Linked DNA regions of Mus musculus: region 2 is linked to region 1. Evidence: chromatin loops called from intact Hi-C (ENCODE). Cell type or tissue: heart. All regions are shown on one strand. Links, peaks and the distances in the headings refer to the core of each region. The heading gives the core; the rest is flanking DNA.

Evidence for each region. Hi-C counts contacts between places; a loop is a spot of excess contacts. Peaks named below come from ENCODE experiments on the same cell type or tissue, not always from the same donor. Only the 100,000 strongest peaks of a DNase experiment are listed, where the experiment ranks them.
Region 2: a loop joins it to region 1, with 2.3 times the contacts of the local background. A loop is called at or near these places in 2 of 42 quality-filtered maps.

Annotation. Positions count from the first base shown.
Region 1 is chr6:38,065,211-38,067,710 of GRCm38, forward strand. The region is part of intron 14 of Atp6v0a4 (ATPase, H+ transporting, lysosomal V0 subunit A4); the gene reads right to left. Among named protein-coding and RNA genes, the nearest start is that of Svopl, 19 kb to the left of the region's middle. In heart, for the core only: a CTCF peak has its summit at 1,302 (motif pointing left); a DNase peak (open chromatin) is centred at 1,191.
Region 2 is chr6:37,723,937-37,741,036 of GRCm38, forward strand. Gm38791 (a long non-coding RNA gene) reads left to right here. Exons shown (of 4, transcript XR_868982.1): 4 at 10,169-10,445. Among named protein-coding and RNA genes, the nearest start is that of Gm38791, 18 kb to the left of the region's middle. In heart, for the core only: no CTCF peak of the experiment used is centred there; a DNase peak (open chromatin) is centred at 8,645; H3K4me3 peaks cover 313 bases; H3K27ac peaks cover 1,323 bases.

The sequences.
Region 1 (2,500 bases), core at 1-2,500:
AGGTAGTCCTGATGGTGTAAGAAGTGTGACTGAGCAAGCCATGAAGAACAAGCCAATACAGATTCATTCTTCCATTGCTTCTGCTTCAGTCTCTGCCTCCAGGTTCTGGAGAGCCTCCAGGATTGGAGAGCCACTGCCAGGTTCTTTCAATGGCACACTGTGATGTGAAAGAGGAAGCCAAATTAACCCTTTCCTCTCTAAGTTGCTTTTGGTCATGGTGTTTTATCATAGCGATAGAAAGCAACCTAAGACACTCTCCTCCCCACAACCTCCTTAAGCTCTCTTTTGTTCTTTTCATGATTCCCCTTCTAGTCCTGTCCCCCCAACCTCACTCCCCCACACACACACACACTCACACACTTTAAGTCTAGGCTTTGCAGAAGAGAAAGTGAGCAGCATTGGTCTGTCTGCAGCAGGCTGGTTTAGCCTGACACAGTAACTTCCAGTTTCATCTGTCTTCCTGCGAATGTCATGATTTCATTTAAAGCCGAATAAAAATACCACCGTGTAATGTGCGCCTTGCTGAGCCTGGAGAGCAGAACTGGACAGATGGGGTTCACTGACAGTTGGGTGTGGGCTGTGCAGGAAGAGAAGGTAGGAACAATGGGATTCAAAGCAAAGGAAAATAACCAGACCCTGACATCTCCCCCTTGCCAGCTTCCTGGCCATGGCATCCTGACCAATGAGAAAGCCTTCCTCTATGCAAAGGCAACACATGGAGCTGGAGAGAAGAAGCACGTGCTGCTCTCGCAGTGCTCACTCCCAGCACCTACGTCTGGCTTCCAACCACGTGCAACTCCAGTTCCAGGAGACCCGATGCCTCCGCCTTGCTAGGGCACTTGCACTCACATAGGCACATGCGTGTGCACACATGAACCTGAGTGCACACATGCACAGGCATGCAGAATCAAAAAAATAATAATAAAAATAAGACCTTTACAAAATATCAGCCACTCACGTTTGTCTTTTACGTTTGCCGTTTACAACTGGCTTGCAAGGATTTTACCTGTTTTGATAAAACTTAGAATGCAGCAGCTGGGACTGAGAGGTAGGGTCTGAAAACCCCTGGGCAATGCTTTCTGCTTTCTTGGGTGAGGAGAGGAGAGCTCAGGGATGACACGCATGAGGGAGGCGACTGAGAGGGTGGTGACTGGAGAGCCACTGCCAGGCCGTGCTCTCAGTTGCTGAAGCTGAAGCTGGCCACTCAGGCTGTGTTCCACACAGAGCTGAGAATGACATTCATCAAGACTACCGGAGGCATGGTTGATTGGGAACGCAACAGTGACACCTGGTGGCTTTATGAGCATGAACTTCTGTATCCATTCACAACTTGGGTTTTTGTTTTTTTGTTTTTTGTTTTCCCCTCAGAGATCTCATAGTGTAAAGGCTTTGGAAATGCCACATCTAGTTGACTGAAAGAAACAGCAAACAAATAAGTCAAAGGAAACACATCTCAAAACTCCACAGGAACCTGAGTCTGTGAAGTGTTTGCCAGGCACCTACGAGAATCCAGGTTTTGATCCCAGAACTCATGTAAAAATGTGTGGTGGTGTTGGTGTGTGCTTTTAGTCTGAAGCAGGAAGAGACAGGAGGGTCCCTGGGGCTCACTTAGCAAGTCATAGATTTCAGTGAGAAATCTTGACTCAAAACACAAGGTAGGCTGCTCCTAAAGATATACCCAAGTTTGACCTTTGGCCTGCAAACAAGCTAAAATCATACATTACAGTGTAATATGTTACCCACTGCAAGAAAATACCAAAGTAGGACGCTTGATCAAAATATTAAGTAACTTATTTAATGTGTGTGTGTGTATACTTTCTAAGCAATCAACTTGTATGTGTGTGTGATGCGTGTATGTGTGTGTGAAACAGAGAGACAGAGACAGAAAGACAGACAGGCAGACAGACAGAGACAGAGAAGAAGAGAGAGAGCACGAATATCTTCAGGGACTATCTACCATCTTGTTTTTCCTTTTTTGAGGCAGGACCTCTCACTGGCCAAGCCCATGATCCACCTGGCCCCATCTCCTGATAGTTGGGATTCCAAGCACATACCACCATGTCTAAGATTTTGTTTTGTTTTATTCTTTGAGACTGAATCTTGCTATGTAGACCAGACCACCCTCAAATTTATATAATTCTCCTGCTTCTGTCTCTGAGTGTTGGGATTAAAGGTATGCACCACCATGCCCAGTCCATATCTGGCTTTTGACATGAAAGTTCTGCAGACCAAACTCAGGTCCTCAGGCTTTTAGTACCAAGCACTTTGTCAGCTGAGCTACCTCTCCAGGCTGCAAGGGCATTTTAAAAGCTCGTTATTGCCAGCAATGGGATAGCTGCTGGAGAGGGAAGTGAGCAGGAAACTATATAGGAAGTAGAGTCCAAGTGCGGCAGAATTTATCTTCTAGACACAGTTCTGCCTGTCATGCAACCCTCTGAGTTTATCCCATCTCATCCCCAGTTTGTTGTTTCTTCTTTATTCAGAGATCTCAACAACACAT
Region 2 (17,100 bases), core at 7,134-9,633, 330 kb before region 1:
TAGCCTATTTATTAACAGAAAGGGCCTACCTACAGAATCATTTGTTTTTCGACACACCCACTGTGTAGCTTTTGTTCTTGGTTCTCTGGTCTCAGACACGAGGACCTTTGTTCTACTTAAGTTTGACTTCATTTCACACAACCTAGAATTATCTGCAGAAAGTCTTAGGAGTTATCTTGATCAGGGTGGCTTGCCTGTGGGACACTGTCTTTTTCTTTTCATTATTTATTCTATGTGGTATGGATGTTTTGCCTGCATGTGTCTCCACACCATTTTCATGTCTATTGCCTGGGGAGGCCAAAAGAGGCATCAGATTCCGAGGAACTGGAGTTACAGATGAGTTGCGAGCTGCCATGTGAGTGCTAGGAATGGAAACCAGGTCCTCTGGGCAGAGTAGGCAGTTCTGGTGGAGTTTCCTGATTGTTAATTGATATAGAAAGACTCAGTGTAAATGTAGGTGACACAGTTCTCTGAGTCAGACTTCAGGCTATATACCAGTAGAGGAAGCTAACTGAGCACTAAGCAAGCAAGAAATGATCTTTGTCCTGTTCTTGACTGTGGATGTGTTATGTGGTGCTTTGCATGAGAAATGTTCCCGCCCTCTCCGGTATTTGGACATGTGGTTACCAGCTGGTGGTGCTGTCTGGGGGAAATTTAGGTAATGTAGCTTTGCCAGAAGATGCCCGTTACAGTGCAGGCTTTGAGGTTACATAGCCCATCCATCCTCCAGTTCTTTTTTGTTTGTTTGTTTGTTTTTGTTTTTGTTTTTTTGAGACAGGGTTTCTCTGTGTAGCCTTGGCTGTCCTGGAACTCACTTTGTAGACCAAGCTGGCCTCGAACTCAGAAATCCGCCTGCCTCTGCCTCCCGAGTGCTGGGACTAAAGGTGTGTGCCACCACACCCAGCTGAAACCCTGTCTTGGAAAAAAAGAAAAAGAAAAAGGATGTGAGCTCTCCATCAAGTGGACTTCACCCATCCAGAACGTAAGCTGAATAAACCTTCTCTACCATAAGTTGCCATGGTCATGGATTTTTTTTTTTTTGGTTTGTTTGTTTGTTTGTTTGTTTGTTTTTAATCAGAGCAAAAGACAAGTAACCAATGCCTGATGTGATGATTTTCTGCCTTGACTTGCCAGCAGTGATGGACTATGTCCTGGAAGAGTAAGCTAAATAAACTCTTTCTTTCCTTATGCTGCCTTTTGTCAGGATATTAAAATATCACAGCTATAGAAATGAAACTAGAACCATCCTGACATGCCAGCGCCTGCCATGGGCTTTACTCCTTGTTCATATCTCCAGGTCACCACAGAACTTGCTGTCTAGACCACTGGCCATAACCTGGTTGGATTCTCCATCCTTCTGGGTTCACGATTCTACCTGATGCTGAGTACACACTCTGCCTCATCCTTGGTGGGTTCTCCGGCCATCTCAGAGAGGTCAGCCTCTGTCTTCAACACCACATGAATGTATGTCACACTGCTATTCCTGCTTCAGCTGGTAGGGAATCAAACCCAAGTGACTCCACCACTGAGTGACAGACATACTCATATCACCCACATCCCCCCTCTTTTGAAAATTATCAACTTTATTTTAAGTAGCATAGTAAGTGATAGGTTTCTGTGCTTTAAAAACAAACAACAAAACAAAACAAACAAACAAACAAACAAAACTATATAGCTTTGGTTGTCTTATAAGTCACTATGTAGACAGGGTTGGCCTTGAACTCACAGAGATCAACAGCCTCTGCTCCCTGTGTCCTGGGATTAAAGGCATGTGCCACTATGCCAGGGGCTAGGTTTTTTTCAGACACGCCTTTTTTGTTTCTTCCCAACCTTCCCATCTCCCTGTATCCACATACTGGTTCCCACACCTCACTTAGTAACCTGTGTCCTGCTTTCATGTTAGACGGGTTCCATTGTTCCTTTGTTCTCCCCTTCCCTTAAGATTTCTTTTGTCCCTGTCATGGACCCCTTCCTAGTCTCATGACCTATGCTCACCCCCCTCCAATATATACATAAAAATTAAATCAATTCCATTCATTTTCCTGCCAATATCATTATTTCATTTTTCTTCATTGCTGGATAAAGTGTCATGTTTATTCATGTGTCACATCTCCTCATCCACTCCTCTGCGATGAACACCTAGATCTGAACTGTTTCCGGGATAGCATCAACAGTGGCTCAGTAAATATGGGTGTGTAATTAACTAAGTCTGTGGTATGTTGACTTAGAGTCCCCAGAGTATATATACCCAAGAATGGTATACCTGGCTTGTATGGAGGTCTGTTCTCAGTGTTTTAAGAAACCACACTGATTTCCACAGAGTCTATACCAACGTATATTTCCACAGCATAACTACTGTCCTTTCTCTATGGACTATCAAGTATGTGTTGTCCTCTGTTGGAATGAAATCTCAAAGTACCTTTAACTTTTATTTTCTTGATATCTATGGATATTTAAGACTATTCAAAATATTTATTAATCATTTATTTATGTTTCCTCCTTGGAATTTTTTTTTTTTTCTGAGACAGTTTCTTTGTGCAGCTCTGGCTGTCCTGGAACTATCTGGCTGGCCTTGAACTCACAGAGATCTGCTGACCTCTGCCTGCCTCTGCCTCCTGGGTGCTTACACTAAAGGTGTGCGTCATCACCACCAGGCTTGAAACAGGTTAATTTCTGTTCCTCCTGCTTCCACCTTCTGAGTTATGGGATTACAGGAGTGTGCCACTGCACCTGGGTTGTCTTTCTTCTTTTGAGAACTGTTCAATTCATGAACCCATTTGCTAATTGAAGATGTCTGTTTTGTGCTTGATTTTCAGAGTTCTTTCTCTTTTTTTGGGGGGTGGGGGGTGGGGTTCAAGACAGGGTTTCTCTGTGTAGCCCTGGCTGTCCTGGAACTCACTTTGTAGACCAGGCTGGCCTCCAACTCAGAAATCCGCCTGCCTCTGCCTCCCAAGTGCTGGGACTAAAGGAGTGCGCCACCACGCCCTGCTCTTCACAGTTCTTTATATATCCTAGATCTGTTCTTTATATAGTCTATATATTATTTTTTTCTTTGAAGTACAGCTTGCAAAGATTTTCTCTCCTCTTCTTCTGTACAGGGTCTCTTCACTCTGTTAATGGTTTCCTGTGCTGTACAGTAGCTCTTTAATGTAATCCCACCACCAATTCTTTGGGGTTAGTTCATGTGCTACTAGAGTCCTTTTCAGAAAGTTCATACCTACAGTTGTGTCTTGAAGGTTTTCCCTTTAGTCTACCAGTTTCAATGTCTCAAATGTTTATTAAAATTTTTTATTCATTCTGAATTTATTTTTGTTCAAGGTAAGAGATATGGATCTACTTTCATTCTTTGGTGTGTGAATAGTGTTTTGTTGGTTTTTTTTGCTTTTGTTTTTAGTTTCTCAGCACCACTGTTGAAGGGACTTTTATTCCCCAATGTATGTTTTTAATACTGTTGTCAAAAATTGGCTATAGCTATATAGGCTATAGTTATATATTGCTATTTTAATTATTCTATACATTTGTTTTGTGCTATGAATGTCATATGAATATATCTTTGCTACACATACACACAAACCCTTTTTTCTAGTGGCAGAAATCAAATGAGGAGGCTTGTCCATGGTAGGCTAGTGCTCTTCTGCTGAGCTGTAGCCTCAGCCTCTCCTCACCAACCTGCTTCCTTGGTTTGCCTGGGTTTTCCTTTTGTTTGGTTTTATCTTGAGATAACTTTCACTCTTTAGCCCAGGCTGTACTTTAATTCATGGTGATCCTCCTGTCTCATCTTCCTAAGTGCTGGGATTACAAATATGTGTCCCACCTACCTCCCCAACTGTTTTGGATTGGTGGATTTTTGGGTTTCTTGAGACAGATTCTCGGACTTAGCATCCCAGGCTGGCCTGGGACCTGTAGATGCTCTCCCACTTGAGTTTAGTGCTCTGTTTACAAATGTGAGACCCAGCCCCACTCTCCCTGATGGCAGTACTCACAATGTTGATGCTGATGCTGAAACTCAGTCTGGGCTCACAGGAGGCCAGCAGCATAGAGACATCCAGGAGGCCAGCTGCAGAGGCATTTATTATTGTAATTATTATTATTAGTAGTAGTATTGTAATCATTATTATTCTCTCATTCAATGACCCCAACTGTAGTTTTCCCTCCTTCTACTCCTCCTGATCCCCGACCTCTTCTCTCTGACAGAGGCATCCTTTAAATACACTGTGGTTGTGGTAAATCCCAAGTGGTTTGTCTTGATGCTCCATTCTGAGAGGTGTCAAGGTGCAGTGGAATGAGCCCATGAGCAGGAACCATGAGAACTGAGTTCCAGAACCATGGAACTCATCACTCTCACGATGAGTGAAACACACCCTAGTCAGAAGGGAGTTACAACTCTGTTAAAGCTTGCTACTGTACACTTCTTTAGTAAACACACACTGAATTTCACTTACGATGCTCAAGTTCATTTAGCAAAGCTACCTGATGACAGAATCAGAGTAAAGGGGGAAAAGAAAAGAATTCTATGGAATGACCTGTCTTAGGGACTTTTTTAAAAATTATTCTGTTATTGAGATAAGGCTCCATGACCAAGGCAACTTAAAAGAAGAAAGAGTTTTCATGAGGCTTACAGTTTCAGAAGAGTTAGAATCCATAACCATCAAAGTAGAGAGCATGGTTGAGAGTAGGCAGGCTTGGCACTGGAGTGGAGCTGAGAGCTTATATCTTGAGGCACTATGGCAAAGCAGATCAAGAGACACTGAAAATAGTGTGAGCTTTGGAAACATTGTCACGGCCACTGACACACCTCCTCCAACAAGGCCACACCTCCTAATCCTTTCCAAACAGTTCCAGCTACTGGGCGTCTGCATTTAGTCTAGGCTCTGCCCCACAGTTACCTAGCATCAGTCAGGTGTGCCTGACTCACTATAAAAGAGGCTGCTTGCCCTATTCTCTCTTGTTTTCTTGCTTTGTCCTCTTGCTCCTTACTCTCTCTCTCTCTCTCTCTCCCCCTATTCCTCCCCCCCTCCCCCCTCTCTCCACATGCTCATGGCTAGCCTCTCTCTCTCTCTCTCTCTCTCTCTCTCTCTCTCTCTCTCTCTCTCTCTCTCTCTCTCCCTTTCTCTGTCTCTACTACCCCCTCTACTCACCTCCCCATATTCTAAATAAATTCTATTCTACACTATACCATTGTGCGGCTGATTCCCCAGGAGGAAGGAATGCTTCGGCATGGGCCCACAGAGGCACCCCCTTTCCCCCATACCACACTTGGCTTCCACTAAACATCCCTGTTTTCTCTTACCTTTTTATAAAACACAACACTGGGGACCAAGTATTTAAATTTAGGAGCCCATGAGGCCCATTCTCATTCAAACCACCACAGAACTTGTTCACTGTCTGAGTATGGGGACTAGGTAGTGACTGGGTAAGATCTCTAAGGAAACACTGCGGCCAAGGGTAATCTGTTGAGTGCTTCTATTTACTGAGTGCTCTACTAAAAGCACTTTGCATTTAAAATACTTCATTCAGCCTTCAAAATGCACAAGTGATAGACATTCTGTTGCTGATTACGCTGGGATTCATAGATTTTAAGTCATTTGCCTGCATACATGCTGCTAGTGAGCAGACAAGTGAGATTTGCCCTGCAACAACTTAGTCTTATCCACTAGGATGGCTTTGTTGGTCTTACTCTAAATAGATGAGTTAGAAGTCAAATTTTATAACTTACAGGGAACTTATTATTTGAGAGATAGAAGAACTATGAATGGTGCACATCTTTAATCCCAGCACCAAGGAGGCAGAGGCTGGCAGATTTCTGAGGGGGGCAGGTAAGAGTAGCAGGACTGGAGATATGGCTCAGCAGTTAAGAGCACAGTCTACTCTTCCAAAGGACCTGGGTTCAATTCCCAACACCCACATAGCAGCTCACAACTGTATATGACTCCAGTTCCTGGGTACCCAACACCCTTATGCAGACATACATATTCAGGCAAAACACCAATACACACAATTTTTTTTTTTTAATTAAAGTTAAAAAAAAAAAAAAAGACAAGCTGAGGGCTGGTGAGACGACGGCTCAGTCTTTACGGATGCTTGTAGGCAAGCCCAACAAGTTGACTTTTCTGGGATCCATATGATGGAAGGACAGAACAAACTTCTGCAAACTGTCCTCTGATCTCCACACGTGGCACACACATACATGCACACTCTTAACAAATCAAACAAGCAAATGTTTTTAAAGAAAATTTAAAGATAAGTAGAACCGGGCATGGTACCACATGCCCATAGTCTTAGTACTTAGGAGACCGAAGCAGAAGGGCTTTTGAGTTTAAAACCAATTGAGCTACATAGTGATATTTGATTCAAACAAATAAATACATGGCAAGGGCTGAGGATACAGCTGAACTGGTAGACTATCTGCTTAGCATGCAGATAGCCCTAGGTTCAAACCCAAGCACAGCATAGAACCAGGTGTGGTAGCACTTGTCTAAAGTCTTCATGTGCAGGATATGGAGGCTCAGGATCAAGCAGAGGAAGGTGGTGTGTGTGTGTGTGTGTGTGTGTGTGTGTGTGTGTGTGAGCGCGCGTGTGTGTGTGTGTGTGTGTGTGTGCATCAAGTTTCTAAGAAATCAGCTGGATCCTTACCTTACACAAGCCAGTTTCTTAAAGCTGGTGTACACTAATTGGAGATCCTGGCTGTGTCCCTCACCTACATGGTCCAGCAAATTCCCTTCCCCCTTCCCCTAGAAAGCCTACAAACAGAAAAGGCACCAAAAGCCCAGTCCTGCATTCCTGACATTCCTGACAACTGTCCCAACCTCATGAAGTCACCAGCCACCCAAGGCTCCCCAACACACACACACACACACACACACACACACACACACACACACACACACACACACACACATTCTGTGGCAAATGCATCCTTTTCTTTCACCTGCAGTCTATAAAAAACTTCCACGATATCGTCTGCCTGCGACTTTTTCCAGTATTTCCCCCTGAGACTGGTGAACTCACCCAAGAGCCCATTTCCCAAATAAACTTGCCTTTTCTACTTTTAATTAGGCTGAATTGGCTCCCCCCCTACCCCTCTATGGGGAAAGCCTGTCACACACCTTGAGAAAGCAAGCACAGGCCAAAGCAGACACATCCCTTTCACAGTTCTCCTGTGTTACAAAGGAAAGATTTTCCAAGTCTCAGAGTGGTACAATAACCTGTGGTGCAAAAACCTTCAGAGCATCTCACAGGGACGCAGTTTGTAAAGCCGCCTTAAATGGAGACATGTTAGCAGCCAATAAAGCCTACATATGGAGTCATGTCCCTGTTGGATTTATACTGCTGTCGTGGGGAAAACATGGTATTAAAGCAGGATATTTTGACCATATTGGTTTCCTCTGAAACGAGATATATTCTAGACTATGATGCTAGGAATAACAGTATTGTTGGTTTAATAGGCATGAGTTCTTGTAGTCCTTTGTAAGAAGCCAGCAAATGTCACTTTTTCCTTGGGTTCTGCAGACCTTTGTAATAAATTATTGAACCTATGAAAGGAGTTGTGTAAACAGCCTCAATTTACAACCAGCTGGTCTCTAGAAGCTCCGGGGTTTGGGCACTGGGGGGTGGGAGGCAGTCTTCTGAGACTGAACTTTTAGTTACCCATTGCCAGAGCACAGTGCAATTTTAGGGTACGCATCTCCCACCTAGAAAATTCAAGAGAGACCGGGCGTGGTGGTACACGCCTTTAATCCCAGCACTCGGGAGGTAGAGGCAGGCAGATTTCTGAGTTCGAGGCCAGCCTGGTCTACAAAGTGAGTTCCAGGACAGCCAGGGCTATAGAGAAACCCTGTCTCAAAAAATAAATAAATAAATAAATAAATAAATAAAATGCAAGAGATGGCTGCTGGTCCTGGGAAATATTCCATAGAAAGTGAGCCATGTTTTTTATATTTTATTAAATACATATTTAAATTTAGTCTTTGCCCAAACCTGGATGTTGTTGATTTGTTTCTTTCTTTCTTTCTTTTTTTCTTTTTCTTTCTTTCTTTCTTCTTTTTCTTTCTTTCTTTCTTTCTTTCTTTCTCCTTTCTTTCTTCTTTCTTTCTCTCTCTCTCTCTCTCTCTCTCTCTCTCTCTCTCTCTCTCTCTCTCTCTCTCTCTCTCTCCCTCCCTCCCTCCCTCCCTCCTTCTCCCTCTCTCTTTCTGTCTCTCTTTTTTTTTAGGGAAGGTTCTCATTTATCCCAGGCTGTCTTTGCACACTCACCTCCACACAACCATGTCCAAACACGGGCAAACGTGTATGCACAGATATGGACGTAACACACAGAGAGAGGGACTAATAATAATAAATAAATAGACAAACAAAATATATCAGATAGAAACAACTGAATATATCCAGAAGATGGGATATTCTACAAGGCATCAAATCTATACTGAAGAAAAAATTATAAGAAAGAAAAAAATGAAAGGCAGGTAAAGAGAACTGAAGGCCATACGGGCCACGAAAAGGTTTAAACAGCAAAGCACCAATGTAGAAATCCATAATGTGCTAAATATGGCTCACACAGGATATCCGGGAAGATGAGTCAGCCAGCAGCACATATCACCAACGATGTAGCCTGTTATGTAACTATGAGTCATCCCTGGCAGAGTGCCACCTTTGTGTGATTTTTGTATAAATATGCCCCTGAGACCAGAGGCCATTGCCTCCACCAGAGTAAAGAAGGTCACGTGTCATCTGCCCCGGCTTCCCGCGCTTCCTTTCATCTACAGGCTTTCAGCTTCGATCCCACCCCGCCCCCACCCCACCCCCATCCCCTGTCTTCAGAGCTGGGGCCTCACAGCAGGATACAGGGAGACAGCAAGGATACTCTCTGTTAAAAGTTCAAGAGAAACCCCAAATACAGGGACCCTGTTTGCCCTTCCCTGGTGTTCAAAACAATAAACGACATTTTCCTTTTTCTTTTCCCTTTTTCATCTTTTTTTCTCACCAGCATATTTGAAAAGTGCCTTGATTTGACTTTCTGTTGTTCGGTAACTGTAAATATTTCATGAAATCATTTCCATGTAAGAACATATTATCTAGGTCAAACTGAACCTGTGTTCCTGGACATATCTAACTCAAGAATAAACTATTGCCGGGTGTGTTGGTGCACGCCTTTAATACCAGCACTTAGGAGGCAGAGGCAGGCAGATTTCTGAGTTCGAGGCCAGCCTGGTCTACAGAGTGAGTTCCAGTACAGCCAGGGCTACACAGAGAAACTCTGTCTCGAAAAAACAAAAACAAACAAAAAAGAATAAACTATCTCTTGCTCCCTGTGTACTGAAAGTATTGTGCAATGACAATATCATGTCTATATTTTATTACAAAATACTTCAAAAAGTTAAGCATAGCACCCCAACCAAAAAGCTATACATAGAAAAAAAAAGTTAAATGAGTGTTACAAATAGTGCTATAACTGATTTGCCAAGGCTATTCTTTTTTTTTTTTTTTTTGGTTTTTCCAGACAGGGTTTCTCTGTATAGCCCTGGTTGTCCTGGAACTCACTTCGTAGACCAGGCTGGCCTAGAACTCAGAAATCCGCCTGCCTCTGCCTCCTGAGTACTGTGATTAAAGGCGTGCGCCACCACGCCCAGTTTACCAAGGCTATTCTTGAACTCAGGATCCTCCTGCATCAGCCTCTTCAGCGCAGGCATTACAGTCCTACACTACCATACGCAACTAATTTTCAAGGGCCTATTAGACACAAATTTAGATAATCACAATTTTCTTCAGGTTTAGAGTGCTGGTGTGTCCCTTTAATCCCAGTACTCCAAATAGAAGCAGTAGGATCTCTGTGAGTTCAAGGCCAACCTTGGCTACGTAGAAAGTTCCAGGCTAGCCAGGGCTACATTGTGAAACCATGTCTCCAAAAAAAAAAAAAAAAAAAAAAAAAAAGGAGATGGGAGAAGGGAAGGGAAGGGAAGGGAAGGGAAGGGAAGGGAAGGGAAGGGAAGGGAAGGGAAGGGAAGGGAAGGGAAGGGAAGGGAAAAGGATAAAAAGAAATCAAGTTAAATTGTTTTTATTTTGGGGTAGGGTGGGTGGGTTTGGGGGAGGAGTTGAAATGACTAATTTCCAATCCTTTTAACTTGACAAGTTAGTAGTTTTGTTTGTTTGTTTTGTTTTGTTTTGTTTTTTCAAGGCAGGGTCTCCTTTAGCTCAGACTGGCCTCAGATTTGCTGTGAAGTTGAAGATAACCTTGGACTTCAGGTCATCATGCCTTCATGCCCCCACGCCAATGCTGGGATTATATGTGGTTTATGAGGTGCTGGGGATGAAACCCAGGGCCTCAAGCATATTAGGCAAGGACCCTCCCCACTAACCTGCATCACGGACTTCCTGATTATTCTTCCTAAGGATCTTTGCTACTGAGATAACAGGCCACCTTTATAATACTTTTTAATAGGCTTCCTAGTGACGGGCTAAATGAATGCCTTTCAGAAGAGGAGCCTCTTTGCAAGTCAGATGACTTCCAATGATTTGGGCAACAGAATTGAAAGACTTTACTGAGTAGCAAGCTGATAACTCATTAAAAGCAATTTTCAACAAAGATGACTCTATGATTTTTTTTTTTTAGAAAATAACTCATCGTTCCAAGAATTGATTGGCAGAACTGTAACAAAACTCCTTCTACTTCTTATATCTACATATTTATGTAATCAGGTTTTCTCGGTGCTTATCTCTCTAAAGATGAAAAATAAAAATAAAACTGATGCTGAGCCTTCATCCCCTCAATGCAGTGCAATCGAGACAGATGTGTGACTTCATTAAGAGAAAAAGCACCGTCCTGCTATTATTTTGTATTTGGTGAACTACCCATCAAAATGCAAAATATTTATATTGATTTGATTGGTTGTGAATTTAAAGTTGGTAGATGAATAGCCCAATACAGAACTATTTTTAAAATATTAAGAGCTGAACAGGGCCTGGATATGTACGTCAGTGGTAAAACACATGATATAATAAAATCTGCAGGGATGAAATTTATTATGTAACCAAGTTTGGCCACAAAGTCACAGCAATTCTCCTGTCTCAGCACCCTAAGAACTAGACATGGACCACCATACCTGCCTGTCCCAGAAATTTGTTTGCTTGCTTGTTTGTTTGTTTGTTTGTTTCAACCTAAATCTGTGTTCCTTGACATAGTACACACACAGACATGTATGTGTATATTTATGTATGTATGTGTGTATATATTTATATATGTATGTGTATATATGTGTGTGTGTGTATTTATTTATTTATTTATTTATTTATTTATTTATTTATTTTTAGATAGAGTCACACTAGTCCTGATTGGCCTAGAACTTTCCATGTAGACCAGGCTGGTTTCAAACTCATGGAGACCTGCCTGCCTCTGGTTTCCAAGTGCTTAGATCAAAGGCCTGTGCCACCACATCTGGACTAAGAAATTCTTGAAATAAATGTTTTAGAATATGTCTATGCCAGTGATGATGCAACAGGATACCCTGTCGACTCTGCCTCCAGCAGCCTAAGGAGTTCCCTTATCCTTTGGGGACCTGCACTGGAGTAAAGTTACAAAGAGCCATGATTTCAACAGAGAACAGAACTTAGGGCAAACCAGTTTGAGGCAGAGTTGGAATTTATTAGTAAAAAGGAAAGGTTTAGCATGGATTTAAGCATGGGGGTTGACAGAAAGAAAGGAGCAGAGGGAAGGAATTGATGCCCATTCCAAGGGCATGGATGGAGACTTCCCACTGGAAGGTGGTGCTTCTGTGTCTCAGGAGTCAAACAGAAGCTTTTCTCATCGCTCAAACTTCATTTCTGAGAGAGCCTCCTCCCCTTTCCTGCCTCCCCTTTTCCACAATGAGATCATAGGGTGGCTCTAGCTGTGCCTTGGATAGAGCCCAGTTCATCTGAAAAGATAAAGCTGTGAGGTCACAAGGGTTGAACAAGAGTGTTATGATCTGACACACTCGCTGACAGTGGAATTTCTTGTGACCGTCCTAGAAAATGGTCCCTTTCAGATGGGATAGGAGAATGGCCTCCCCCCCCCCCCCGCCCCGAGACCCTCAAGCATGATTCATTGCCATTTTAATGTTCTTTTGTGTGTGTGAAAGAGAGAGGGGAAGGATGTGTGCACTTGGGTGGAGGTCAGAGGACGACTCAGTGGAGTCAGTTCTCTTTTGGCACTGCTATGTAGTTTCCAGGATGGAACTTGAGTCATCGAGCATCAAACACCTTTACCCTCAGGCTGCCTTACTCCAATAAGCTTATTTGGAAACAAAACAAAACAAGTCATGATGACACACAGCTTTAATTCCAGCACTCTGGAACCAGAGGCAGGCAGATATGTATGAGCTTGAGGCCATCTTGGTCTACAGAGCGAGTTTCGGGCCATCCAGAGCAACACAATGAGAGCCTGCCTCAAAGAGAGGAAAGAACGGATTTATTTAGCTTACACTTACAAGTTACAGCTCATCAGTAAGGGAAGTCAAGATAGGAACTCAAGTAGAAACTTGAACCAGGGGTCATGGTGGAATGTTGCTCGTGCTCACTCAGCTTCCTTACCCAGCACAGAACCACCTACCTAGGAAATGATACTATCCGCAATGCATTGGACCTCCTACCTCAGTGAACAATCAAGACAATCCCCAAAATCATGACAACGATCAATCTGCTCTGGACAACCCATCACTAGAGACTCACTTCTCAGGTGGCTCTAAGCTGTGTCAAGTTGACAGTTATACTTAACTAAGACAATAAAACAAAGAACCCAGAATCCAAGGTGTATAAACAATAGTCCTCTATCTATAAGGTTTAATGGAAAAGGAGCAGAAATCAATACCTGCTGTAGGATTGGGCTAATGACAGTAGGGACATGCAGGACTTTTAGAAGGGTTAGGTTGAAAACACTGTGTTTGGTCCTAGTCTTTATTCTACAACCATGAAAATTTGTCAAAAATCATGGGACTTGTCACTAAAGTAGGGAGGTTAACCATGAAAATTATGTTCCCCAATAAATATAACCACAAACAAAATTAAAGGTCAAACATCACAGATTTGAATGGTTATCTCACATTAACGGAGAGCAGCAGTGTAGGTCAGTTGAGGATACTATATCCTTGCCTAAACTATTTCTTAACAACCAAGTCTCTGTGTTCAATTTATTCTATTGCTCAACTCTGTAGCTGGCTTATTTCTTTTTAAAACATACAGCTTGTCAATTTTATCTGTATTTAATCTCTGATCTGTGTTCTTGCTAGCTGTGTCACTTTAGCCTGGCTACTTTGGCTTATTCATTGTACAAGGATCTGTGGACAAGCAGAGACACTCAGGCTATCTCTGGGGTAAGGAATGGCTGTCTCTCAGGATTAGTTTCCATGGGATGCCATGTATTCAATTTGCAGGAATGTTGTTTTTACAGGAACCACTGTACAGATGATAGAAAGTCAGTTGAAGCAGAAGCCAGGGCTTGTTTGGTTACTCTGGTAACTGTGGCTCTTTTCTAGAGATCCACTCTTGTTCAGGGTAAGTATTATGGTCAGAGTTCTTCCATTCAAGCATAGGTGGAAATGAATGGCTTCTTCAAGAGTGTCTGTGATAGGAGATTTTGACTGTCAATGGGAGAGGTCTAGGGGAGGGTATGCTATGGTGGATTTGCTTAGGGCAAGCAGACATTTTCCATGACCCCCTAAAGTACTGTCATACACACAACCACAGAAAAGCTAATACAGTACCTGCTACTCATCAGCCATGCACCTAGATTTGGTGAGTTTCAGAGACAGAGAAGTCTCACTATATCACACACATACATCTACTTCTCCACACATAAGTGGATATCATGCCGTTTCCCCCTTTCCCCTAGGTCTTCTCTGGCCTCAATGATGGAGAAGAAAAAGTTAAATCAGAATTTTCCTGCTGCTTGCAAAATCCATTAAGCCAAGGAGGAGAAAGAGACACTGCAAATATGAGGTTAGAGTTTTTATCAGGATTAGAGCCGATTTAATAATCACAAATAAACAGAGAGTTATGAGACTGGAGAGATGGCTCATCCCTTAAAGGCTGAGTGTTATAGTGCCATTCTGAGGTTTCCCATAGTGTCTGTGGTGGTTCTCATAAGAAAGACCCCCATAGACTCATATCTGAATGGTTGGTCACCAGGGAGTGCCCCTATTTGAAAGGATTAGAAGGATTAAGAGCTGTGACATTATTGGAGGAAGTGTGTCATTGTGGGTGGGCTCTGAGGCTTTAAAAGCACATACCAACAGAATTGTCCCCCACCATAGGTCAGGATGTGATTTTCAACTTCTCCATAACTGCCTGCTGACATGCTCCCCACCATTATGATAACAGATTAACCTCTGAAACTGTAAGCAAATTGAATTCCTTCTTTTATAAGAGTTGCCTTGGTCATAGTGTCTCTTCACAGCATCAGAGCAGTGACTAAGATTAAAGGACAAGAAAGATGGTTTGAAACCTAAAAGTGATGTTTGTATGAAATTAAAAACATTTCATAGGGCCAACAAGATGACTCAGCAGATAAAGGCGCTTACTACAAAGGCTGATGACCTAAGATTGGTCCCCAGAACCTGCAATTTATCCTCTGACCTCTACATGTGGGCCATGTTGATGGCACACACACAAATTAATTAATTAATATAATTTAAAATTCTTAGAAGGTCAATATAGTGTCCCAGTCCTGCAATCCCAGCATCTGGAAAGTAGAAGCAAGTGAATCAGGAGTGCGGTGATTGCCTTGGATACATAAGGATGCCAGCATCTATTTAAGACCCATTCTCAAAAAAAAAAAAAAAAAAAAAAAAAAAAAAGGAAGGAAGGAAGAGAAGGAGAAGGAGAAGGAAAAAGAAGGAGAAGAGGAGGAGGAAGAGGGAGAGGGAGAGGAAGAAGAAGAGAAAGAAGAACAGGAAGAAAGGGGAATTAATGGAGCAAGGGAGGAGAGACCAGCCTGTGAGGATTGTGGGTGCAGAGGGGGATGGGAGCAGAAAATCAACAAAATAGTTATAAGGATGCCATAATAAAACTCATTACTTCACATGCTAATTTAAAAACTAATAAAAAAGCAAATGCCCACAACAAAAAAAAAAATGAAACTGTGCATCCCCCAAATTTATACATACATTAATATATTCATTATCTCTATGCAATTGTCCATGCAGGCACACAGCTTTTACCTCAAAGAGAATACAAAAGAATTCATTTCAGAGCTGAATCTGAGAGGCCATAGCCCGGGTATGGATTCAGGTTGCCGTGCTCCACTGTGGAAGTGATTACATGAGATTTTTATTAGTTACAGAACAAAGAGATCAGTATGTTCACCAAATAGACTGACGAGGGCTGTGGTAGGTGGTTACAACAAAGCAAAGAAAACTCTATAGGTCTCAGCAGCTACCTGATGACATGCTTAGCTTTTTTCAGTGTGCTAAGAATACATTTTAAAGGTTTCAGTAATCAAAAGGATGTTAAATCTGACACAGATGAGCAATGAATGGCTCAAAGAAACTAAAAATAGCCCACTATATAACCAAGGCTGTCCGTGAACTCCTGGTTCTCCTTGCCCAAGTGCTGGGATTGCAGGTGTGCATCAGTGTGCCCACTTGTCATTTATGTGCATCCTGCATCATTTAAAAAGTTATTCTCAGGATGTATGTAATGGTACACACCTTTACTCCCAGCACCAGGGAGCCAGAGGCAGGTAGATCTGTGTGAGTTGGAGGTTAGTCTGGTCTACAGAGTGAGTTCTAGTTCTTTTTTTTTTTTTTTCTGGAATTTCTTTCAAAAAGTTTATCTTCAAACAGATGATGGTGGTACTCACAGGCATTTAAGGTAATTCTCGACTACAACACAGTGAGATTGAAACCAACCTAGGACTACATGAAACTCTGCCATTAAAAAAAAATCAACACACACATTCAAACAGACACACACGTAATGTGGTAGCTCATCTTGTCAACTTGACGCATCCACAGGACATTTCGAGAAAGGTTTAACTCAAGAGAGAAAATCTAGTCTGAATTCCACGGGTTGGATCCAAGATGAAGGAAACAGAGAAGAGGAACTGAGTCTCAGCATCCATCTGGTGCTGCTCCGTGCCCCAGGCTCCCTGCCCCAGGCTCCCTGCTCTAATGGACTTACCCTCAAACCCTGTACCCAAACAAACTAAAGTAGCTAATAAGCACAGGCAAAAAAGTGTTTCGTTCTTGACTAGTAGTCTGATAGGTGTCTGAGATACTATGTTAAAAAAAAAAAAAACAAAAACCACTCCCAGGACTGGGGATATAGCTAAAATCGTAGTGCTTACCTAAAATGCCTCCAAGCCCTGGTTCTATCCCCAGGTCACAACATAACCCAGCACACACTTGTAATCCCAGTGTGTGAGAGATGAGGGGGGAAGATCATCCTCTGTTACATGGTGGACTTGCAGTCAGCCTGTGACACCCAAGACCTGTTGGGATCCATTAAGACAACACAATTGTCCTGATCTCTGAATTGGGCTTTTCCCCTCCCCCCGCCCCCCCCAGAAGAAAAGGGGGTCAAAAGCGGGCCACTGACCCACCGCTCCGAGAACAACCACAGATTGTTCCAGCCCTAAGTCAGCGCTGGATGTCCTGACCTCAAGATGTACCCTGATACCACCAAGTTCCTGCTTCCCCCTGTAGTTGCAAAAAGAAAAATTTCTGCTGCCCCATCCCTCCTGCTGAGAAATACTTCCCCTTTTGCTTGAGCATTTAAGCCTTAAGCCTTGCTAATACAGTGGGACCTTGATGCTACTCAGACTGCTTCCGTGTGTCATTCATTGCACAAGGTTCTCGTCTCTCTCTACCCCCCATTTGATTCTTAGGAGAAGGTCCCCTCGAGACCCTCAAATAACTGGACCTGCTGGATGGGTCAAAGACCCTGTCAGAGAGAGGGAGGGAGGGAGGGAGAGAGAGAGAGAGAGAGAGAGAGAGAGAGAGAGAGAGAGAGAGAGAGAGAGAGAGAAAGAAGGAAAAAGAAAGTTATTTCCACTGAAGACTTTGCAAACATCCTTTTATTTGCAAACTCACCACGACTGTTACAAACCCGACATTCTAGTCGCTATTTCTCTGCAAT